Linked DNA regions of Homo sapiens: region 2 is linked to region 1. Evidence: chromatin loops called from intact Hi-C (ENCODE). Cell type or tissue: stomach. All regions are shown on one strand. Each heading gives the region's core, and the rest is flanking DNA. Links, peaks and the distances in the headings are about the cores only.

Region 1 (13,139 bases), core at 2,787-10,786:
CTGAAAAGAGCTGAGAGCTGGAGGATGTTTTTCTGACAGCGCTCTTAGGACCTGGGACAAGTCCTTCCTTGAAAGGGAATTTTTGAAGGTAAAACAGCTCTGTGTCTTCTACATCCATCCCTCAGGTCCTCAGATTCATGTCATCACTTAAATTTCAGGGAACAGCTCCTTCAGGATTCTGGTGGGCCTCTCTCCCTGGGGGAAAACTTAAAGGAGCAAGGTTAGTAAAATAAATTACAGTTCCTGCCACTCTGGCTGGTCCTAAAGCCACAACTAAAACTGACCATCTCCCTCTCTCACTATTAATTCTACATTCTTCTCAGCTTCATCAAACACAGTTGCTAGCCTCAATGGCTTACTTGGTGGTGTGACCCAGAGCCAAAAGGCACCTAAGTGAATATTACTTCCTGCTCCTATTATGAAACAGTAGGCCCATCTCTTCCTGAGGATCAAGGTCAAATACCTCTACCAAGATGGTGAGGTATTTTTTCTCCTTGCCTAAAAATCCTAGGATGTAGCAATAGCTTAAGTCCAATGGGACTCTTTAGTCCCCTGATAAAAATGTGACCTCTTTGGGGACTAGGACCTTTAAGACTGCAAAGACATTTAACCCTATAGAGTTGTGGAATAGGAAGCACAGTTTTCTCCAGTGGGTCATGTTAAGTAGAGACATTCCTGCTTCCACCCAGTAGAGTTTGCACCCATGTGTTCTTCCTATGGGGGACATATTATTATGTAAAGGTTTTTTATTCAATCTATATACTGGATCCTGGAGGATAGTAACGAATTCATGCGGAACATCATCTCCAAACTTGCACTTCAACTGCACCTTCTACAGGCCAGTCAACGCTCTGTCAGGCCGGGAGCTTTGAAGTCTATGATATGATCAGTGGGTCTCATGGTCATGTGCCCATGCTCTGATATGATGTTATGTGGGATCCCATGTGAGCAGATCAAATATACTGTTAGTCCTTGAATAACGGTGTTTGCCAAGGCCCTGCAGGTAAGAATGGCAAACTTATACTTGGAATATATGTCTATTTTTATTTAAAACAAACAACAAATAAAAACACAAAAAATCTCTGGCCCTTTTAAGATGGAAGGGGCCCAATGTAATCAATCTGCCAACAAGTGTCTGGTTAGGCTCCAGAAGAATAGTGCCATATGGAGGGCTCAGCATCAGTCTCTGTTGCTGGCAGACTGTACATTTGGCAGCAGCAGGAGCTTTATCAGTCTTGGTAAGTGGCAGGCCATGCTCATGGACCCAAGAAGAGCCTTCGTGGCTCCCACTGCCACCCAATCCATGTACCTATCACAGCAGCCCTGGAGTAGCCAATAACTGAGGCTGGCTGCTTGCTGCCAACCGGCCAAGTTATTCTGTCTATATCAATACTATCAAAAAATATATATAATGTGAGCTACAAATGTGAGCTGCATATGTAATTTTAAGTGTTCTCATAGCCAACTTAAAAAGAGTTAACAAAAAGATAAAATTAATTTAATGATATATTTCACTTAACCCAATATATAAAAAATTTCAACATGTAATCAATATAAAAATTATTAGTAATATTTTACATACTTTTTGGAAGACTAAGTCTTTGAAATCCAGTGTGTATTTTGCAATTACAGCACATTTCAATTTGGAGTAGCCACGTGTGGCTAGTGCATACAATATTGGACAACACAGGTCCACACCATTGTTTAATATGTCTTCTGCAGTGGGTGCTCTCTAGTTGATAGGTGTTAACATGTGACACAAAGATCTTCACACTTTGTGTCCACTCTCACATGTCATTCACATGCTTATACTCCAAGACTCCTATTCCCCAATCTTCTGATATCTCTGCTTTCAGCATCCTGAGCCAGGCTATTCACTTCTACCCACCAGTCCATATATATTCTAACAGAGCTCCTATTTATTCTTCCACACAAAGAGAATAACCGGGTGGACCTTAAAGCTCTACCTATTTTAAGGATTTTTCTCTAGCCCCATGAGCTACTCCTGAACAAGGCTGCAGTGTAGCTGCCATGCATTTTTGGCTTGTTTGGCATCCACCTACTAAACCAGCCCATCTATAAACCAAATCTGAAGGCTTTTTCCTCCTCCAGCAGTGAGCCATGTGGCATCCTCCATATGGAGTGAGGGATGAGCTGTGGAAGAGGTTCAGGGACAACAGTGGCAAATGACATGGAAGATGGGACTGTCTTGTCATGCAGCTTTTTTTGTGTCTTCCAGTCCTATTTATGCTCAACCCAAGTTTTCTACTTCTAGAATCCATCTCTTAAAGTTCTGCTAGCCCTGCCTTAAGATACGTGGTTCTACAGGTGCAGTGCCTTGGTGTCCCATAGCAGGCACATAATCTCCATGAGGCTTCAGTAATATATCAGGAGTTGTTTCTCAAAAGGCATACAAATAACTGCTACAGATGGCAAAGCTTTAATCCCATAGCCTATGTTGGGATTCTACCACTGGCACTTGACATAACCTCCACACAGCATCTTTTCCCACCACTGCTACCACTAATATCACGGTGTCTGCTGGCCTACATGACCCAACAACAGGGCTTGGTGGACTGCAACCAATACCTCCTACTGAGATTTTTCCTGCTCTACGTCTCACTCAAAGCTGGCAGCCTTTTACATTGCACAACATACGGGTCAGAGCAGTATTCCTGAATGAGAAATACGTTATCAAATCTAGAACCTGAAGAAGCTTACCAAGTGTTGTGCTTCTCTTTTCATGGTGGGAGTTGCAGCATGTAATAATGTATCTTTACTATGGAAGAGACAACCTGAACTCCCCACACCACAGAATCCCTGAAGACTATATTAGTGTGGCAGCCTCCGACCTCTTCAAAGGGTTTATCTCCTATCCTCCATTTTGTGTGTGTTTCACCAATGCCACCGGCATGCTGACAAGTTATTGCTCATCTGGCCTAATTAGCATAGTATCATAAAGGAGTGGTATTCTGTTGGAAATCTAGAGAGTTGAGATCTCTTTGTGCTATATTATGACAGAATACAAAACTAAATATATATTGTTGCCTATTCCACGCACATGCAAACAATTTCTGATCCTCTTTTTCTAATTGGAATAGAAAGAAAGACATTTGCCATTCACATGACCTCATCCATGTTACTGAGGTTGGTTAACCCACTCTAGCAAAGATACTACATCTGGCACAGCAACTGCAGTTGAGGCTACCAATTAATTGAATTTGCAATAATCTACTCTCATTTCCCAGGATCTCTGTGTTCTGCAAGAGCAAGTCACTGCATTAAGACAACTTAAGTGGGGATATGATAGCAACCACCACCCTTATATCTTTTAGGTTCCTAAAGGTACTAATAATTTCCACTATTCCCCATGCGATACAACTTGTATTTTATTTACTACCTTGATTTGGGTGGGGGATATGAACAGTTTCAGAAACATCCACTTGGCTCTCCCCACTTCTATAGCCTCTGTCCCACTCACTAAAGGTTCAGTGTTGGGATTGCATGTATTCCAAACATGAGAACTTCAATTACGTACTTGGAACCAGGGAAAATGACCACTGTGTGGGTCCTCAGACCTAGTGGACTTACTGCAAGCCAGATCTCTGCCAGGAGTCTGTTTTTTTACCTGGTTCTTATATGCTCCCACTTTAGAACAGGAGGGCCCCATGGTAAGGCTTCAGTTCTCCAGGTATCAATGTCCACTCAGACCCAGTGTCAAACAGTCCTAAAATGTTTTGAGTGTTTCCCTTTCCCTTGTACAAAGTCACCCAAGTAAACAGTTGTAGGTACTTTTAAAGATGGACTGGGGGAATCATCATCATAATACTTGCACTGTGTAGCTGGGTCTTTCTTCCTAGGGACCTGGCCATTTCTTTAGTCAGTGGGTCCTGGGTCTGAAAACTAACTCAGATCTGGAAAGTGGGCAAAAGACTACAACATCTTATTGGCATGACTGCCTTATTGGAGTGAGTTCCTTCAATAATTAGGGCTTCTAATTATTTACCCTAATTTCTCGTGATGGTATAAACCAAAGTATCCTTGTTGGCTGCCCATCTATTTAGTCCCTAGGGTTATGAGTTTCTATTAACCATCTCCATGACTGTCTGTGGGTCAGGCCCCATTGGCTGCCACTCTGGCTCTGCTGCTCATTATGATAATTGCATCCACCTGCTTTTCAGCAGTTATGTGGCACCTCCTGTTCTCTGTTGTTTCAGGGTCTTTTCATTTCCATTGGATTATTTGTGCCTCAGTACCATCAGTGATGGAGTTCACATTACTAGCCAAGTGACAAATGATAAAGCTTCAAAATTTATCTTATCAACTTCATTTTTGGACTATTCTGATACCAAATGTCAGATTGGGTTTTTAAAGACTCTAAAATGGAGTTGGACTTGCAAGATATTTATGAAGGTTCAACAGCTGTGGAAGCCAGGAGGAGGAAGCAATCAAACAGAGAGACAAGATGAATTATGAAGCAGGCGTGACAGAGCCTCAGCCCAACCCTCAGAGAACTCCAGAGCCATATGACCCTTTGGAGTTGTCCCCTAGTGAGCCAAAATTTTCAGATCTTTATATGTCCTCCATGGTCAGTCATTGGATATGGATAGCTAAGGAAGGTTGGGCTTTTGAACAAGGCATCACTCTGCAACTGAGGTCATCTCTGAAAAAGAAGTAACAAGTCAGCCCTGAAAGAAACCTGAGTGGTGCATCTCCATATCCATCACAGCCAGATTTGGGATTCAAAAGAAGAAAATAAAGACATGATTTTGTATCCAAGAGAATCCAGAGTAGGAGTTAAGAGAGCAATGGAAAGTCTTGAGCTCGGGTTTTAAAAAGGAACATGTGTATTTACCAGATCAGGAATTTTCCTTCCTGAAAATCAGATCACACATGGAATACCAAGTTCAATTATGGCTACTGCAGTTTAAAAGGAATATCCACTTACTGAAATGTGTTCAGAGGAGAATGATCAAAACAGTAAAGGAGCTAAAAAACACAACAAAGGGCTAGTTAAAGGAATGAATGCTTACACAGAATACAAGTTTTCTTTAGACAGCTAAAGGGGCTTGAAATTATTCCCTGTGGAATCAAGAGACAAAAGTCTAGGAAAACAGAAGTTAGAAGTCTAGGAAGACAGAATATAGGGAAGATAATTTTAATATTAAAACCAAAAGAAAAAGTACTGTAGATATAAATTAGCCAGATGAAGGGGAAAAGAGGCATTTTGGATCAAAGCAGCCATCACAGGCAACCGTGAAAAGTTCAGACTGGCCAAATATAAGACCAATAGAAAGTGGCCGGAAGGGAAAATGACTATGAAGTCAATGTCAGATCATCAAGTTCCTTGTATCTCATGCTTAGGACTTTGGCTATTATGCAGTGAAGTAGTGCCTGGCTTGGCACTTCAAAAGGTGAATCTGACAGCAAGGAAGATAATGGATTAGGGAGAGGCATGAGATAGAAAGCAGGTAAACCAATTAAGGGTAGCTATGATCAATAGAATTCATGTCTGTCTTTCTGCTCATTGTATTTGCAGTACCTGGCATTGAACCTTCATATAAAAGACCCTCAATAAATATCAAATAGATGAATGTTCGAGGAAAGTACCAACGGTTGTCTGAACTAAGCCAATGGCTATGGGAATACAGAGGGGTTAACATTCAAAAGATCTGTAGAAGGTGGAATGGAAATTAAAGGAGAGGAAGAAGTCAAGGATAATAGATTTGTTGATTTGTTCCTAGTGGCATACCTGCTGTGGACCTGAAATACTGAAGGAAAAGTGGTCGGTGGGCAGGTGAAGGGAAGGAAAAAAAGATTGCTAAAGGTCTCATTTATCATCTATGATTAGGCTCTATCTGTTGCTGAAATTTCTCAACAAAGTCTCTACTAATGTGCTTTCTCATCGATGTTTTCTATGCACAAGTTCCCCGTGATTACCAGCACCCTGTCAGTATAGAACAGCCTGTTTCTTTGCTTTTCTCTGGTAAAGCAAAGCAGCAAGCCAATTACTGAGATCATTCAGATGAAAATTTTACTTTTGCCTGAATTAGCCAGAGAATTGAAGCATAAATGGACCTTTTCACTTGACTGATTGAGATAATTGCCTCACTTTTCTAGGGGAGACCTATAGCTGGGAGGCTGTATTTGGTCACCAAAACATGTTTGTAATATACATTATTGACTTTCTTGAAACAACTCTGGTTGGCTAGGTGCCACACTCAAACACTTGCCCTCATCTTTTTAGGTATTTGAAACAATACAGAGAAATACCATGCCTCGGAAACTCAGTGTTGAATTATTTCATTCTTGGGCAGCCTTTAAACACATCAGCTCAGGCCTCCAGAAGAGGTAAAGTGGCACCTAGGGGAGTCTGGGAGAAGGCGGCAGGGCAGGAGCTTGGTTCAGTGGATAAAATGCAAGAAGTGAGAATTAGCTCCAGGTGCATGGGAACAAATGGCTTTTCCTGAAAGAATTGGGTAGGTAGACTTGAAAGAAACATGTAATTTACATTTACTATTGGGAGGGGTGAGAGGGGTTAATAAAGAGAGCTGAGTAGGGGCAGACAATTAAAGCAGCAGCAGGGCTCAGATCAGAGCCTTTTGGCCTGGATCTTGGGTAATAGAAGCATTTTCTAACAGCATGAGACATGGGAAAAGAAGGCTTCTAAAGAAACAGCACAGCATCTGAGCTTTTCTGCAGCTTTTGCTATCTGGTGGCCTGCTATGACAGCCTGGGTGTGTACAGACAATGTGTGGTCAGTACTGACCTACAAAATTCACTGAAAAGCAAGATGTGTATTAGAAAAACTCGTACAAACTTCAAGTCTATGAGGAAAGGTTGTCATGTAAATGTGTCTGTAATTACTTTGTGATGGCTCCCCTTACTGGCCAACGGGCAGAACGTCCTAGATCCTGAAGAGAAGTAGGAGGAGGTAACGCTGAGGCAACCTGGTTAATTTCTAAGTTTCCTGTATTAAAATATATATATATATATATATATATGTGTGTGTGTGTGTGTGTGTGTGTGTGTGTGTGTGTGTGTTGCTAAAATAAATTTTATTATAAACTTATTTTATTAAAATAAGTTTTATTTTCTGAGTATCAAATAAAAACAGAAATCCCAGCCATGATATTTATAAAATCCACCAGTATTATTTTTAAATTTTTTATATTTATTTATCTTCAGTGGGTGTTTAGAGTCTGCGTATGGTTTTGTGACTATAAAAAATATGCCTGCTTTAATTTTTCAATTTTTAAACTTTTATATTACATATAATTTCAAAAGCAATTTGAGGTGATGGATGAGACATACCCACACATCAGGATTGATATATCCAAACAAGCTGCATTTTGGGGAGAGATTATATGCTTACAATAAGGAGGTTTTCATTGTTTAAAGCAACCTTGATTTTTTTTGCATTGTTTCATTGTTTGGAATATTGCTTTAACTGTGGCAAATAGATATACATTAAAAGTATATTCAACATCTTGTAATATCCATAGATCATTCAGAATCAACTATGTTGAACTAGTTGAACTAGAAAAGTTAAAATGTTGTATCCAAAATAATAAAAATGATGCACCTATCTTCTAAACTTTTCCCCAGGATTCCCAAAGAATAATCTTAAAAATGTCAAATAATGTTCCCACAGGCTATGTATGTTGCTGTTTATTTAAATATAAGTACTGGGATATTTTATTTTAAAGATGTTTTGTTTGTTAATATCTCTTTATAGGTGTCATAAATATTTTTATGTATATAAAAATTGGTCTAAGAGGACCAATTGAATTGCTAGTATCAGACCAATTTTTTGCTTTAATATAAACCCAGACTGACATATCTTGTTTACAAACAAATAATATTGGCATGAAAAAAGTCACACCATTACACAGATTTTTTATTTAAGCTGATCCTGCAATAGATAGGATACTCTTGAAATTAGCACTTTACATTAAAATAATTAATTTTCTTCAGATTTTTAAAATTCTTTCTGTACTTTTTTTCATATATGCACAGTATTAGAAGATTCTAAATTTGTTGCTGTAGTAACAAAAACCCCTCCAAACCTCAATGGCTTAAAACATGGTTTCACTCCATGTCTGTCTTCAGTGGGTGAGGTACGCCATCATCCTTTTTCAGGTGCTAAGACTGATGGAGCCTCCACCATCTGCAACATTGCAGGCAGGGGGAGGAAATCAGCTTCTTGTGCCCTGCTTCTTAAAGGTTTCTAACTGGAAATAACACATGTCACTTCCGCTCACATTGCACTGGCCAAAATAAGTTACATGGACAGAAATAGAACTGCATTTTACTTCCTTTTGTCTTAATTGATCCCATCAAAGATGCTTTAATCTTTCAGAGAAAAAAAAAGAAATTTGGGTCATGCTGTCCTACAATGTGTTTGGAAGGAGAACAGAAACATTGCTGAACAGCACCAATAACTCCCACATTCACCCTAACTGAGGAACTTTATCTTAATGCCGGGAAAGGGGACAGTGCTTTCACAGCTGAGAATCCAAAATAGTGACAGGATGTAGGGAAACTTATATTTTGATTTCTTTTTTAACAGAAAGAGGCCTAACATTATATTTGCTGGTTAGGTTTAATGTCTGAACTTCTTTTCAAGTCTTACTTTTTACTACAATAAATTGTGCTTAAATTGAGCTCTCTGGGGATTCCACAGGGATTGATCGATTTGCCTGGTTAGGGCTTTTCAGGATGGATGTCAGGAGTGGGGCAATGGCATGAGAACAGCTGTTTTCAGGGCTCTGGCCTCAATCTTGAGCGTTGCCATAGTGACAGCTGCCCGCAGGAACCCACCGGGAGCCCAGTAGGAGAACTGGCTGCCAGAGCTTTGTATCAGTGTGCCATCCCCAGCCTTTCAGAAACAAGCGTAATGAACTCTTTAGCCAGGGTGTTTCTGCCTACTAACCTAAGGGACAGTTTATTCTTGCTTGAATTGTCAACTGCCAGATGTCAGTTCAGGCAAATCAACTCTATTCCCTCTTTCCTCCTGTACCCTTTCTCTCAGCTTATTTTCATATCAAATTCCACTTTTCCCCATTTTATAGCTACATAATTAACAGCTATTAATAGAGCAAATTCAATTCATAAATTTAGATATAACAAAAAAATCCAAAGATACAAAGTCCTCTAACACAGCACTGCCCAATAGAATTTTCTGTGATGATATAAATGTTTCATATCTATGCTGTTCAATACAGTAGCCACTGGTCACCAAGTGGCAACTCAGCATTTGAAATGTGGCCAGTGCAACTGAGTAACCAAATTATTTAACTGATTTAATTTGAGTTCATTTTAATTTTAAATAGCTACACGTGGCTAGGACTAATGTATTGAGCAACACGGTTCTAGAATCGTATTCAAATCCAGGGAGTGGTACCAGCTAGAGCTGGCCAGGGAGGAGTCACAGTTAGCAGCATTCTCTCATTCAAAGTAGCGTGTTTATTATCTGCTCTAGAGCATATTATTATTATTGCTGTATAAGGTGTGCCCTGGCCTGCCCTAACTGGCTGTTGTAAATTTAATTATGTAGCTAAAGAGGAGGAAACGGAGGCATGATTATCTGGGCCGTTACAGGCAATATCCTCTAGAAGCAAGATTGAAAGGGAAAAGGTGTTACTATTTCTGAATAATATATCAGCCACATTACAGTGATTCTACAAAAGAACTGGATTCTAACTGGAAGTCATCAATTCTAGTCCCAAATTTTATGCTAGTAAATTGTATTACTTAGGAAGGACACTCAGTGGGAGGCTTGTGTGTGTGTGTGTGTGTGTGTGTGTGTGTGTGTGTGGCTTTATTTATTTATTTTTGCCTAAATTCCTCCTCTGTATAAAAGGGAGCGTAATAATATTCTCTGTGTGCTTATTAATATGACAGGGGCTTTATGTAAGTCTCATTTATTCCTTTTAAGAAATCCATAAATTAGGGATTTGTATGCAGAGTATATAGATGAGGAAACTGAAGCTTAGCAGAGTTAAGTGCCTAAGATTTCCCAGCTAATAATTGGAAGAATCAAAATTCATTCAAACTCAAGTCTGTCTGTCTCTAAAACCCAATTTCTTTCTACTAAATCCCATTAGAATGTTTCTAAAATCCCTTCTAACTCTTAATCATCACTAAGTGAGTGCCATGTAATAAATATATTGAATGAGTTTTGCGTACAACCCAAAATAGGATTCTTAACTGTATTTCATTTTTTAAAACATAGTAACAACTGTAACTACTAGTTATTTCCTAACCTGGAACCACTTAGGATTTCCTAATCAGTGGCTTTCTCCCCTGGCTTTGCATTAGAATTATTTGGAGAGTTTTTTAAAAATACCGATACGAGGTATTCTTCTCAAATAACTTAAATCACAATCTGCACAATGGGGCCTAGAGACAGTTTTTTTCTTGGTTGTTTTTGGTTTGTTTGTTTTTGAGGAGTTTTTTGTTTTGTTTTGTTTTGTTTGAGACAGGGTCTCACTCCATCACCCAGGTTGGAGTGCAGTGGCATGATCATAGCTCACTGCAGCCTCAGCCTGCTGGGCTCAAGCAATCCTCCCATGTCAGCCTCCCGAGTAGCTAGGACTACAGGCATGCACCACCATGCTCAGCTAATTTTAAAATTTGCTAGCGATGGCTTCTCACTCTGCTGCTAAGGCTGGTCTCAAACTTCTGGCCTCCAGACATCCTTCCACCTTGGCTTCCCAAAGTCCTGGAATTACAAATGCGAGCCACCATATCCAGCCAGGATAATTTGTTTTTAAGTCTCTTATATGATCTCAAAGTGCAGGTTGTGCTGAGAACCGTTTCCCTAATGTAAGGTGTAGAAATCTACTTTTCCATTGAGCCACCTGCTAGGACTTCAGGACCTGGCCTCCAGGAGGAAGCCCCCTGATAGCTTGGTTGATTTTATCTTATCAGTTTATGTTAGGGGAAACTGCCAAATTGAAATAAGAAAGCCATCTCCCGCAAGCAAGCCTCTCCTCCTAAAGACTAATCATAATGCAAGAGAAATTTTCCATTTCTCTCAGGAATCAGAATCCTTTGCTACATGCACAACTGGAAGGAAAGTAGTACAAATAGGAGGATCCTTACCTGATGGGAGAAGGGAGATCTTGCCATTCAGGAGTTTGCTTTGAATCTCTTTCCACGTGCATGGGTGCTGTCACAGTACATGTGACAGGCTGCAACAGGGTTTGAGAGGGTTCCTTGCTGGAAGGCAATGTCATAGGAAAACAGGTTTTATGAAGCAGTGATTCCCCCAAGGAGCAAAGGAGTTGAATAAATAGGATAGTTCCTAGACTAGAAGAGCAGGCTTGCCTACACTCTCACACCCAAACCAACTGCCTTCTGTTGTTCTTTTTTTGACCCAAATTCTATGCAGAATCTTCTCTTATCAAAATAAATAAATAAATAAATAATGACTGCAAACAAAAAACTCAATAGCTCCTAGTATTACTTAACTTTTGCATGATTTTAACGTGTCAATGCTTATCTTAAAGCACTGTTTTACTAATTTCATTCCTATACTTATCCTAAAAGATCTTTAGTGACGTGCCTTTTCTCACAGCAGGACGCTTCAAACTTGGGGGAGTTTATTTAAAATGCCTTTTTCTGGACTCCATTCCTGGAGGTCTAGAATGGGATGCATTCATAATATATATGTTAAGTGTTCCAGGAAATCAATAGGTGATTGGGATAGGCTAAATAATGGTCCCCCAAAAATGTCCTCATTGCTGTCCCCAGAACCTGTGAACATGTTACCTTCAACGACAAAAGGGACTTTGCAGATGTGATGAAGGATCTTGAGAAGGAGGGTTATTTTGGTTATGCAGGTGGTCACAATGTTATCATAAGGACCCTTATGAGAGGGAAGCAAGAGGATCAAAATCAGAAAAAGATGTGATGACAAAGCCAGAGGTAAGACTGATGCACTTTGAAGATAGAGGAGAGAGCCATTAGTCAAAGGATGCAGGCAACATCTAGAAGATAGAAAAGCAAGGAGACAAATTCTCAGATGGTTTCTAACACCCTCAAAAAGAATGCTGCTCTGCAACATCTTGATTTTAGACTTCTGACCACCAGAACTATAAAATAATACATTTGTGTTGTTTTAAGTCACTAAGTTGGTGGTAATTTGTTACAGTAATAATTGGAAACTTGTATAGTTATTCACGAAAAGAGTATTACCCCAAATAAAACACTTTCTATAGACATCAACTTCAATATCTCTTATTATTGTAAAGGATCCTGGAGCACTAGGAGCGAAGTAAATTGTTCAACTTCACTGAGGGACTTAGGGAAAATCCAGGACAACAGTGGAATTATCTTAGTTTGGCTCTATCTCTTTATCCTGGCGTTCAAGGTATCTTCCCCTAGTCTAGGCCAACCTTTCCCACATTATCCCATTATTTCTATATCCTTACTTCTATAAGCAAGCAAAATAGTGGATATATTTTCCCCCTGAATAAGCCCCATTATTTCTGTTTCACTACCTTGATACATAGACTTCCCTCTTCCTGAAGTCCTTCCATTCTCGAATGTTAGGTTTCACTAAAGGTCGGGTCCTGCCTCTTCCTTAGCTATCCAGCATTAGGTGAGTACTGACCTTGGAACTCTTATGGTGTCAGCATGGTTGCTCTTTAAAGATCATGATGAAGAATCCCTAGTCTATTTCTTCCTCAGTGTGATGATCTGGTTGGCTCTGAGGCTTGTGGATACTTCCTAAAGCAATATTGAAGAAAGAATGAATGACTAAAGACCTTAATCCAAGTCAAGTGCCTAGATTTTCAAGTTCCCTCTCTTTATGAACTATATTTCACTTATTTCCACAAAGTTTTAAAAATAAATACCCAATGAACTTAAAAAAATTTGTAGAGATGAGTGTCTTGCTTTGTTGCCCAGGCTGGTCTTGAACTCATGGCTGCAATCCTCCCATCTCAGCCTCCCAAAGTGCTGGGATTATAGCCATAAGCCACCACGCCAGCTGCAAAAAATTTCAATTACATGTTCTGTTAGTATACATAGATATCTTCCTAGTTTAACAGTAAAAATCTTCTCAGTTACTTGACTGATAGATGACAACTCAATATTTACATCTCATTGGGGTAACACAACATTTTAAA
Region 2 (13,139 bases), core at 3,158-11,157, 300 kb before region 1:
AGGCTATAACCAGAGGTGAAGAACCTGGAAAGCCATGCTAGAGTTTGGAATTGATTCTGTGGCAAAAAGGAGTGATTACTCCTGAGAAGTAGAAGGAACAGTGAAATATGACACATCTGTAGCTGCTGAATCTGGTAGTAATAAGGCTATGCTGCCCATTTTTTCTAGTATTTTACAGCAATCTCATTTTCCCAATTATTTAAATGGGTTCTTATCTCTTGGTATAGTATATAGATTTATTAAGTAAAAGAATATAACTAGATTTTTAAGTCATCCAATGTGACACTTCCTGCTAATAGCCTATTTTAATCAAGTTACATTTTTTATATTTACAGATACATCTAATTTTATTCCTATCACTTTACTTCACACTTTCCACTTTTTGAGGTTTTTCCTTTTATTCTCCTCTTCCTTCTTGTCCTCTTTTGCTTTGTGTTTTCTGTTTCTCTTTCCCCCATCTCTGATGGAAAGTTACACATCATCTCCCTCCATTCATCCCTCCCTCCCTCCTTTCCTTCCTTTCTTCTTTTTTCTTTCTCTTTTATAAGTGATTACTCTTAAATTTTAACATGCATACTTAATTAAGGTGAACTGTAATCAATATTTGTGTCCTGATCTGGAAAAATGAATTTTCCTAGACTGATGACATATCATTGCTCTCCTCTAATATGTTATTTTTGTGTAGTATCTTAACTCTACCTTAATTTGAGATAAAACAAATTAAACAGTATTATTACATGAATTTGTAGGCAGTACTTATTTAGACTTACATACTAATTATTGGTAATTTTTTCCCTCAAATTTGTTTCTTCAGCCAACTTTTTCATTTTGTGTTCTATTTCTTTCTTGAAATGTATCCTTCAGGAATTCTGTCAGATCTGCTAGCAGCAAAATGACCCCGTTTTTCTTTTTCTGAAAATGGTTTAATTTTGGCCACATTTTTAATTAGAATTATTTTTTGTATATATCTACTTATATTAATATAATATATATAATTATATATAATATAAATATTTATATATAAATAATATATTTATATTAAATAAATATATATTATATACTTATATAATATATATTTATATAAAAATAATATAAGTAAAATTATATATAAATATTTATGTAAAATTATAATATTTATATTAAAATATGTATATAAATATTTATAATTTGTTTTTTATTTCTATGAGCCTATGAAATTATTTTTATTAATCTGGCTCAGAATTTATGCTAATATAAGTTGAGGATTCACATATTAATATCTTTAATTCAGAGAATTCCAAGGAAATTATCAGCTTTTAACACTGCAAATAGGTTATCATTCCATATTTTTTTATTCTCTCTGTCTGGAACTCCTTAAGAATATATGTTAAATGTCTAAATCATTTCTCCACATCCCTTAACATTTCTTTTTTATTTTTTAGTGGTCTCTCTGGATAATTTGTCAGGTTTTGGTATAAAAATAATACTGGCTTCATAAAACAAGTTGGGAGGCATTTATTCTTGAAAGAGAGTAAGAGAGATTATTTCTCCCTTAAATATTGATAGAATTCACCAGCAAAGCCATCGGAAACCTGAGTCTTCTCTGTGGGAAAGTTTTTAATTAAAAATATCAATTTCTTAAACAGGTATGTAGGATGACTACGATTTTTTTTTAGATTTGACAAATTGCATTTTTCTGAGAATTCATTTGTCTAAGTTATTGTTATTTGAATTTACTGTATAAATTGTTCATATTATTCCCTTATTGTGCTTTTAATATCTGTGACATCTCTAATCATTTTTCCTTTAATTTCTGATTCTGACAATTTGTTAATTATCTCTTTTCCTTGATTAGCCCATATAGGAGTCCTTCAATTTTATGAATATATTTTTAAAATTCAACTTTTGGTTTGTTGATTTTCTCTATAGTTCTTCTGCTTTCTATTTTAATTATTTCTGCTCTTTCCATCCCTGCTACTATAATTTTCATTTGCTTTTCCTCCCTGCACTGGCTGAACATTAGTTGTAACATTGAGGAGGTGAGGTGATAGTGGTAAGCTTTGTTTTGTTTCTAATATGAGTAAGGGAGGTTTTAATAACTAACTATTAAAAATGCCAGTTGGTATAGATTTTTTAAAAATAGATATCCAGTATCATCTTAAAGAGACTCTTTCAGTTCTTAATTTTCTAAAAGTTTCTAGATGTCATTAATAAATGCAAAATTTTATTAAGTTTTTCTGCATCTTATTTAGAAAATCATATATTATTTTTCTTTTGTATTTTGATATTGTGGTACACAGTGATTGATTTTAGGATATTAATCCTAACTATGCTCCTAGAACTTAATCAAATTTGGTCATTTGAATTATCAATTTCATATATTGCTTCGATTTTCTAATGTTTTGTTTTATATTCCTGCATCTATATTTCTGAAAGAGTTTGGCTTGTAATCTGTTTACTTTAATGTGCTTGTTAGGTTTTGAAATCAAGATTATGCTAACCTCTTAAAACAAGTAGGCAAAGGACTTTTCTTGTTCTTGTTCTCTGGTAGAGAATAACTAAGACTGGTGTTAATATTTTTCTTAATTCTTTGGATAATTAATTAGTAAAATCTGAGCATGAATTGTTTTTATGTACAGGTTTTTAATTATGTATTTATTTTCTCTGATAGAGGACCATTCATATTTGCTGTTTCTTCTTGTTTCACTCTCTGTAATTTGATAAAATTTCAAGTTTATTTACGTAAAATTGTTTATGATGATATTGTTTTTTAAAACTCTATAGGATCTTTAGTGGTGACCCATCTTGATTCCTGTTATTGGTATTTTGTGATTTCTCTTCTTTACTTATTTAGTCTTTTAAGGAACCAACTTTTGCCTTTTAAAATATTCTGTACTGTATGTTCTTTCCTATTTTTATTTGCTTTTATATTTATAATTTTCTTTCTTTTATTTCTTTAGTTTTAATTTACTATTGTTTTCTAAATTCTGAAAATCTCTATTTCATTCATTGATTTCAACCTTTGTTCTTTTTTTAGTAAATGCACTTAAGACTATAAATTTCCCTCTAAGCATGGCTATACTAGCATCCCACAAATCTTAGTATATTTCATTTTGTTAACATTCAGTTTAAAATATTTTCTCACCTCTATTTTGATTTTTAAAAATCTTACTAGAAACTTAGAAGAGAACTGCTTAATTTCCAAATACTTGAAAAAGTTTCTAGATATATTTATTTAGATTTCTAATTTAATTTCCTACATTCAGATAATATCGATAATATACTTTGTATAATCTTAATTATTTAACTTTTGGGGGAAAATGCTTTGTAGCTCAGCATCTATCAAATGTGTCATGTATTTCATATGTAGTTGAAAATAAAGTACATTTCAGTTGTTAAGTACAAAATTCTATATATTTTATTCATGAATTTGAAAGAAATCTTCATTTCTTTTGGCTGTTTTTACTATCCTTTACCAGAAGGGGTGTGCAAAAATTTTCCAATATGATTATAAATTTATTTATTTTAGTTCTGTTAACTTTTGCTATATATTTTAATTTTTATGTAGTTATTTGATATTTATTAGGTGCCTAAAATTTAAATTGCTACATTTTTTTCCCAGTAGATTGACCCTACTGTCATTATGGACCAGTCCTGTTAATTTCTAGTAAGATTGCCCTAAGTTCATTTTGTCTGATTATTATTATGCCTACAGTGGCTTTGGCTGGGTTGGTGATTGCATGGTACATACTCTTTCATTGTTTTACCTTAAATGTTTCTGTAACCTCCTATTCAATATTGAATATTCATGAATTATATTTTATATCCAGTCTAACAATATTTCTCTCTCTCTCTCTCACACACACACACACACACACACACACACACACATCTCACATTTGGATTTAAATTTTATGACTTCTTTTGGATTATTTGTATAATTCAGTTTTATACATTTTGTTACTATATTGTTTATAGTTACCCAAGCAATTGCCACATTAACTTTTTAAACTCCAAAATGAGTTAGTATTTCGCTACTTTCTGGACATTGCTAGGACATGAGAACACTTTTATTCTATTTCCCCCATTTCATCTTTTGTACTATTATTATATATTTTCATTTTACATGTAGTCTAACTCTGGAAGACATTATTATTACTTTTATGAAGTCAACACTTACTTAGTGTATTAGTATGTTTTCACACTGCTATAAAGATACTACCTGAGACTGGGTAATTATAAAGGAAAGAAGTTTTTGTTGTTTGTTTGTTTTTACAGACAGAGTCTTGCCCTTTGCCCAGGCTGGAGTGCAGTGGTCCACTCTCGGCTCACTGCAACTTCCACCTCCCAGGCTCAAGTGTTTCTACTGCTTCAGCCTCCCAAGCAGCTGGGACTACAGACTCCTACCACCACACCAGGCTAATTTTTGTATTTTTAGTAAAGATGGGATTTCACCATGCTGCCCAGGCTGGCCTCGAACTCCTGATCTCAAGTGATCCGCCCACCTCAGCCTCCCAAAGTGCTGGGATTACAGGTGTGAGTCACCATGCCCAGCCAGAAAGAGGTTTAATTGACTCACAGTTCCCAGTGGGTAGAGAGGGCTCAGGAAACTTACAATCATGGTAGAAGGTGAAAGGGAAGCAAGGCACACCTTATATGGCAGCAGGAGAGGGAGAGAGTGTGAGGAAGTGCCACACTTCAAAACCATCAGCTCTCGTGAGAACTCACTCACTATCACTGGAACAGCATGGGGGAACCACCCCCATGATCCAGTCACCTCCCACCAGGTCCCTCCCTTGAACATGGGGTTTACAATTCAAGATGAAATTTGGGCTGGGATACAGAGCCAAACCATATCACTTAGTTTTCCCAAAATATTTAGTTTTTTATTCTTTTCTGTATTTTCTACTAATCTATGGATTATTTCCCTTCTGCCTGAAAAAAAGATTCTTTTTAATATTTCCTTTACTATGGGTCTGCTCTTACTGACTCTCTCAAGTTGAATTTGTCCCCTAATTTTTTAATTTTCACTTTTGAAAGATATTTTTACCAGACATGAGTACCAAGATACTTTTTCTATTTTAGCATTTTGAGGTGACAGTCATTGTCTTCTGTAAAAAGAATTTCAAGAAACCCCCAAAACCATAATTTTCATGAAAATGAACACATGACCACATGTCAAAGATTTCATTTAACTCATTAATTAATGAGAAAATCCATAAGAACTAAACAACAGGATTAAAGGAGGATTTGACTTATAGAGATCCATGAACTCTGCTTGACAACTTTTATTTGCTTTGTCATGAACAGGAATCATTTCCTGGCTACAGGTAAAATTATCAGAAACAGAGGCTCTGTGGTCTCTTGATGGAAATTCCTTCTCTAAATGTTGCTTCCAGATGTCTCTGATCTATTGGTCTTTTGGGCAGTTTCATACCCTGCTTTCTACCCCTCCCCATGCCAAAACTCCAAAGAAATTCTGAATCCTCTTTTGTGCTAGGTGCAGACCATGTGGCATTGTAGCCATGCTCTTAGCCTCCTCCTGTACCTGCACGATGGCACCAAGGCTCTCCAGGGCTATGCTAAATGTGGGTCATTCCTCAGCATCTTGCAATTTTCATGGTCTATGTTCTGTAAAGGGAAGAACGTGCCCTCTGCTTGTGAGTCCCTTAAATGTTTCTATCTTTGAACGTCTACCACCAGCACCACCCCCAGTTCTAGTTTTAATCATGAGGGAGGAAAATCAGATCACTCATATATAATCCTTTACTCTTAATTTTTTTCTCTTACTTTCCAGCATCTAGCAACAGTTATTTTCCTTCCCTTTGAGGCAGGAATTTTCTTTACATAATATACTATTCTTTGTATTCTGGGATCCATACTTTGTTCAATTCTTTGAACTCTGGGTCTTAATATGCAAAAATCTGACATTACTATGGATTTATAAATATCAAATTAGAAGGTGAGTGATGTTTTTCTATTGTTGATATAATTTTTATCTGAATTCCTATTCTTTGAAAGAAAAGGCTTCATGGTCTTCATGATGCACAGGATTCAAGAAAAGGAGAGAAATTTACCAGAAAAGTAAAATGCAATAGCAGACAACTCAAACACTACCTTAATATAAACAAATACATGCACCTATATTTTTAATTTGATAAATCTTATAGCATACTATTGGAGCCAGTCTTCAGGATGTTAAGAGGGATTATCACCTCATTCCCATTTCTAGAAAGGCTTTATATAAAGAATTGGCATAGAAAGAACCACAGTTGTGTTTAATAACTATTGTCATTTTTTTCAATACTAACCAGCACCTTTTGACAAACCTGCCAATATTTTAGAAAACCATATTTTGATGTACCTGATTGCCCTTTTTTGACAGTTCCTCAAAAAGTTTAACACAGAATTATCCTATGACCCAGGAATTCTACTCCTAGGTATACACCCAAGAAAAATGGAAACATATGTCTAATATAATCCTGTACACAAATATTTATAACAACATTACTCATAATAGAAAAAAAGATGGAAATAACCAAGTGCCCAGCAATGGATGAATAAACAATTGTGGTATATTCATATGACTTATTCAATCATAAAAGAAATGAAGTATTGATACATGCTACAATTTGGATGAATCTCAAAGACATTATGAGAGGTGTAAAAAGCCACACACAAGAAATCACATATTATGTGATTACTCTTATATACCCAGAATGGGCAAATCAATAGAGATAGAAAGTAGGTTAGGCTGGGCGTAGTGGCTCACACCTGTAATCCTAGCACTTTTGGAAGGCCAGGTGGGGAGGGTTGCCTGAGCTCAAGAGTTCCAGACAAGTCTGGGCAATATGGCAAAACTCCATCTCTACAAAAATTAGCCAGTTATAGTGGTGGGGGCCTGTGGTTCCAGCTACTTGGGAGGCTGTGGCGGGAGGATTCCTTGAGCCCAGGAGGTTGAGACTTCAATGAGCCTTGTTCCTGCCACTACACTCCAGCCTGGGCAACAGACCAAGACCCTGTCTCAAAAAATAAATAAATAAAATAAAAATAGATTAAAGGTTACTGGGGGTGGGAGGACAGCCGAATAGGAAGTGCTTACTTAATGGTTATGGGATTTTTTCTGGAGTAATAAAAACGTGAAACTACAGAAAGCTTGTACTTGCACATGTGGCTACAATAAATACTAATGAATTGTACACTTTAAAATGGTTATGTTATTTGAATTTCACACAAAGGTAGTTATGTGGGAAAAGTAAGTTATTATTGCAACCCTATCCACTAGAGGGCGATGCTTCCATTAAGAAACATGACTCGTAAATTCGGCTGGTGGAAGAAGGGCAGTTAGCCTTGCAAATACATTTTCTGCTTATTTTGCAACTATTTTAGGTGTAAAACAATTAAAGTAAATATCCACTTTGGAAACATTGCTGGAAAAATAATGTTTACATTTGAATGTGTCTCTTCAAGAAAAAACAGTTTGTGAAGCATTTGTACTGAGAAAAGATTTCTTTCCTTGGGCATAGATCTCATAGTGCAAAAATTAAACAAACATGAGCAAATTATGAACCTAAAGACATGGTTAATGGAAAGGATCTCAGCGACTAACATAAAACTGAATGAGCAAAGTGTTGAAGTATTCATATCAATAGAGAGTTTCAAGTAACTTTATCACTATAAGTACTTGAGAGTCTTGAAAGTGTTTATCCACATTTTCATGAGCACGGCAAAATTTGGTTGTCTAACTCAGCACGTGTCTTAAATTCTGTCTCTAATTCAGAAATAATTCATCACTTAGTAAAGCTACATTTCTTGAAGGTGCATCAGGAATAAAATAATTAACTCATCATATACCAGAGATCCTGTGGCCAAGGGTTTTAAGAGAGTAACACAGGAAGTGTCGTGCATGCTCATGTGTGGAACACTTATTTTCAGCTCCAAATTCACACAATAAGTTATTCTCCCTACAAAGGGAATGTGTTTCTGCCACTGTTCACAACAAAATTGCAAATGTAACAGAAAAATTAGCCAAGGAAAACATAGTCCCTAAAGTAAATCTGATCCAAAACAATCTGATTAAATCCATAGAATTATAGCATTGTAAAGTCATTCTTGGGTTATTTATAAAGTCAGCAGTCAGCATTTCCCAAGGCATACTAATAGGAAGCAAATCCTTGCTCAGGAGCCAGCTGATAAAGACTATAAAGCTTATCCTCGGAGCAAAACCAGAATGATGTCACTACTAAGTCCTCCATAAAATAAGAAGCAGGCGTTTTAGTGCAGGTAGTTTGGGGCAAGAATCAATACGTGGCTTGGGAAGAGAGTCCAAAAATCCAGAAACATAAGCTTAATCCTAGGCTTTTCTTTAGAAAGGTTTGGATGTATACCAGAACCTACTTTGTAGTCAATATAAGAAATCATATACTGTATATATTTTCTAAGGTGTCTCAGTTTATTCATTTTAAAAACAAACAAATGGATATCCTTTTGTCATCTTTATGACATAATCTTCAGATATTGTTATTTATTATAGCATACTGGTTTTCAATTGTTAAATAACCACACATGCAGAGGCCCAGACAACACATCCAGTATTTATTATCCTACAGTTTCTTTGGGTCAGGAGTCTGGGTACAGCTTACCCGGGCCCTCTTCTCAGTCTCACAAGGCTGCAATCACAATGTCAGCCAGGACTGGAAGCTCATCTGAACCTTGGAGTTCTCTTCCAAGTTTAAGCAGCTGATGGTAAAATTCGTTTCCATCAGCTTTAGAACCCATGGCAGTTAGTTTCTTCAAGACCCAGGAGAGTTTCACTGCATCAAGTCTTTGAGCTCAGGGAAGACCTAAACCCTCTTTTAAAAGGCTTATTTGATTTGGTCAGGCTATCCAGTATAATCTCCTTTAGACTGACTCAAAATCAAACTGTTTCAGCACCTTAATTACATTTGCAAAATCCCTTCACTTTTGTCGTATTCTATCAGCTGGAAGCAAGTCACACATTCTGCCCACATTCAAGTGGAGGGGAGTATAAGAGGGTAGTGGTCTAAGGTGAGTCGGCCACATGTAAAGATAGCTGGATTAGACGAAACCTGACTATCCTAATCAAAATTGTAATGGCTACACAGGACAGGCCAGGAAGAAAGCATCTTCTGCAACCCTCCCTTCATTATAGAGCAACAAGGCTTCTTTCTGTCCAGTGGCTACAAATATCACCCAAGCGAGTATTACCAGTCATCATACTTTATGCCTTCACACTAGCATACTCATTCATGTGTACTACAAATAAACTTATGTTTCCCCATCAGACAATGCCCTAAGCATTGAAAGTTAAAATGGTTTTTATCCATTTATGTATTCATTATTTGTGCCACTACAGGGAACGTTTGGGTTAGAAGCAAGCAGCCTGATTTTAAAAATTGAAATTAAATTTCTACCAGTACCTTAGTAGGAAAATCAAGTCGAAGTTATCTAGTCATAGTTTTGGCATGTCTCTTTTATTCAGGATATGAGGAATTGCTGGAGCTTTTTTCTTTTTTGCAGTTTATCCTATTAAACACACACACACACACACACACACACACACACACACACACAGAGCACAGTAAGTTAATTCCTACACCACTTAACTTTGCACATAACTGTTTTCTCAAGAAGGCACTGAAGTGAGCTGGCAACCATATATTAGTTACTGCGTTAGTGAAGAACAGTGGCTACTCCATACAATCCCAAGCATGAAAAGTCAGAACTTTGAAGAAAAAAAATCAAAAAAGCAAAACATAAAACTGAATTAAATTTAAGCCACAAAGCAATAAGGAAAAGTAACAAGTAAAAGAACATTCTTAAAAACAACGTTAAGCTTAAAGAGCCTTATGTGAGGCAGTAAAGATATTGCAGATATAGACATTGGAGAGAGCTTGCAAAAGTAACATTGCTGGAGGTTGGTTTTAAATCCTGCCTGCATGGTCTTGCATAATTTGTTAGTCCTGGGAGGGATGCACAACATTTGGAATAACCATTTGAAATGAAATTTAACTCTTACTTGAGGATCATTTGTAATAATGATTTAATGTGTTACCAGAAATGATAAAGTGACCAAGTCAATCAATCAGTGTTTGCTTAAGCCCAGTTACATGTCCGGTGTAATGCTAGACTGCAAAATATGGAGAAAGGGGTCCTTTCTCAATATTGAATGCTAGACTTTCTGCCAGAGACCAGAATTTGGTATGAACTAGTAATGAAGGTGTCAGAATATTGAAGAAGTCTTATCATCAAACACAAACCAATGAACATTTAAGTGTCCCATGGCACAATGACTTGTCACAAACGCTTTGTTGTATATTAAAACTTGAGTTTTTGTCTTTATACAAGTGAGAGAGCATCTGGGAATCTAAAGTGGTCACCTTTGGGATGGTCACTAACCAGAGAGACTCATTGCTTCTTGGCTCCTTTGGAAGACTTCAATGCCAGTTACTCATGAATAATCAGCCATTTGTGTCAAAATAGGGAGGGTACCAATGTATTGTTCCACCATGCCCATGCATAGAATAGTACCAAACATATAGCATGTATTCATTAAATATTGCTGCAAAGTTGAGGGAGTGAAAATCTGTTTATGAGCTTTCTGAAGTGTTTGGGACAACTTGGACTTTGTAGCAGTTTGTGCAGCCCTCATGCCTTTCCCATTAGAACTTTTCTCTGCCCCAAATCCCATAGCAGGGACAGTCAGCAGACATCCTTCCACTGTGTGACTGCACCTTACTGCTCACAGTTGATTGCAGCAGGGATGAAGACTGGACCCAAGCTGGTCAATCAGATTCTCTTCCTTAACTAACTGTTTGAACTAAAGACACAGAGACTGGGAATTGCAAGTTTAACTATGTAATAGCAGAGTTGAAAAAGCCTCTGTTTTTCCTGAGACCTGGTTCTTCAACGTTTCTTTGGATTCTGTGAAGTATCTCTTCTACAAATCCTTTTTTTCATTCTTTTTTTTTTTGTTTGCTTGGGTTTCTTTGAAAATTTTATTAATTTTCACCAAAGATGCCTCAAATAAGACCTCTGACATGCTTTTGGAAAGTGCTGGAGACTGAAGAAAGAAATGTGAGACATCTGTGCATGAATCAGCTTGTTTCTGTACTTTTCTCACTTCAAGCATAAAAATCTCTCAAACTTTAAGCTTTTAAGACATTGCAGTCTCCCCAGGAGGAAGCAATTTTAAACTCAGACAATTTTATTTTCTGAGAACTGGTTTTGTATAAATTCATTCAACCACTTACAACAGTGCCCCACCTGAAAATGAAAAGACCACAACATAAAATTTTCCATAAAAATAGGTTAAGGTAAAAGAAAGTGATGAGCGTATTGTAAGGCTCATGAAGAGATTTAGTAGCACTGATCATTTTGTTGAGCATTCAATATGTTTTCTATGTATAAGTCATAGTTTATAAACTCATTCTAGTTTGTTCAAAGATACAACAAAGATACATAACATTAAATGAACATATACATAGATTTTAAAAAATATGTTAATTGTACCATTTTTTGATTTTTCACAATACTTAAACCCTGAGGACCACAAAGAAGAAAGGGTTGCAAAATATCATTTTTTAAACTTTTTATTGAACCACATTATTTGTAAATTTCTATAACACTTTTTAAAAATGATATCTGAGACTACTTTTTACTTTTGTTTTCTTAGATATTTTTCATTTTACTTTTAAACATACTTAAAATATAAAAGACATATTTTAAACTATAGAAGACGTATATTTAAAGTATAACCTATGATAAAATTCACCTGCTTTAGAGAGTATATAATTGAATTGATTATATATGGCTAATTTTTGCTCTTCCTTGCTGAAAAAAAAAACGTAACTTGCAGCAGGCTAGAGAGGATAATTTAAAACTAACTGTTTGTTTTGGTGTTTTGAGTTATTACCATATTTGGTATTTAGCCATTGGGATAACAATTAACAATATAACAGAAGCACATCCAGCCCACTGTGTTGCTGTGGGTCACAGGGGTCTGTCTCTGTTATTGCTTTGCTCTCAGTGTTAACAGCACTCCCTGTGGTTAGGGCTCAGCCTGACCCTACAAGTCTTTTTCTGACTGCTTGTAGCTCAACACAGAGGAGTGATTAAAATCTCCGCTTGTCACTCATCTCTTATGCCAAATTCAGTAGCGAAAGGTGGCAGCATATACTTAAACTGGCAATGAGCCCAAACTTCAGAGTCTGAGATCTTGTCACTCTTAGGTCATCATCTGGGTATGCAGATGGTGATCACTGCAGCTTAAGGCTGAGGAGGCAGAGTCCTGTGGTGAAGCTTGACTTCCGGCTATGAATAGGTAAGGGGAGCTCTGTCAATTAGATAATGTGAAACATGGTAGGAAAACACTGTTCCTTAAACAATCTAGGTCTGACATTACGTCCTCTGGGTAGCCTTCCTGGTGTCTCGTTTCCCAAAACCTCAGCTAATGATATCCATTTCTTGCATTCCTGATGCTGCCCTTTGGCCAGAATGTTTAGCCCACATGGTCCTCTTGCTGTATGCATTTTACTTGAGATGTGCAGGAAAAACATTGTGGATGGTGGATGGAAAAAGGAGAAAGAGAGAGGCCTTTGACGGGGAAAGCTTAAGCTGGTGAGAAGAAAAAAGTTTTGAGAAGAGGAGGAAACACAGAGTGACTTTTACCACCAAAGGAAAAAAAGCTTGAATATCAGTCTATAATCTTTTATCTTTCTGAGGAGAATCACTGGTTACCACTGTAAGCTTTCATAGAATAAGTCCCCTATGAGTTCTCTCTCCACTATATTCTTTGAGATTCTTCTTTCACAATTATCTCTACTCCTCACCTAGAAATAATAGTATTATTATTACATATTAAATTATATTCCAATATATAACAATACTTTTGTTATATTTATTATTATTATTGCAAACTTGAATTTCACTGTCAGACACTCTTCCAAGTAATTTGCCTCATTTACCACTCCCATAAAAAAATAAGTATAATAATTTCTACATTTCAATTGGAGAAACTGAGGCACATCAGATTGGGTAACTTGCTTAACTGCACAGAATTGAGTGGCAGAGCCAGGATTTGAACCTATGCACTGTGACTCAAGCGTGTGCCCACTGAAATGTGCCGCACATGTGAGTCT

The links. A loop is a pair of places that touch in the nucleus more often than their neighbours do. Peaks named below come from ENCODE experiments on the same cell type or tissue, not always from the same donor. Only the 100,000 strongest peaks of a DNase experiment are listed, where the experiment ranks them.
Region 2: a loop joins it to region 1, with 2.8 times the contacts of the local background. A loop is called at or near these places in 87 of 110 quality-filtered maps.

Annotation. Positions count from the first base shown.
Region 1 is chr2:165,691,928-165,705,066 of GRCh38, forward strand. No RefSeq gene overlaps it. Among named protein-coding and RNA genes, the nearest start is that of GALNT3, 96 kb to the right of the region's middle. In stomach, for the core only: a CTCF peak has its summit at 6,884 (motif pointing left); a DNase peak (open chromatin) is centred at 6,884.
Region 2 is chr2:165,394,218-165,407,356 of GRCh38, forward strand. No RefSeq gene overlaps it. Among named protein-coding and RNA genes, the nearest start is that of CSRNP3, 69 kb to the right of the region's middle. In stomach, for the core only: a CTCF peak has its summit at 7,275 (motif pointing right); a DNase peak (open chromatin) is centred at 7,284.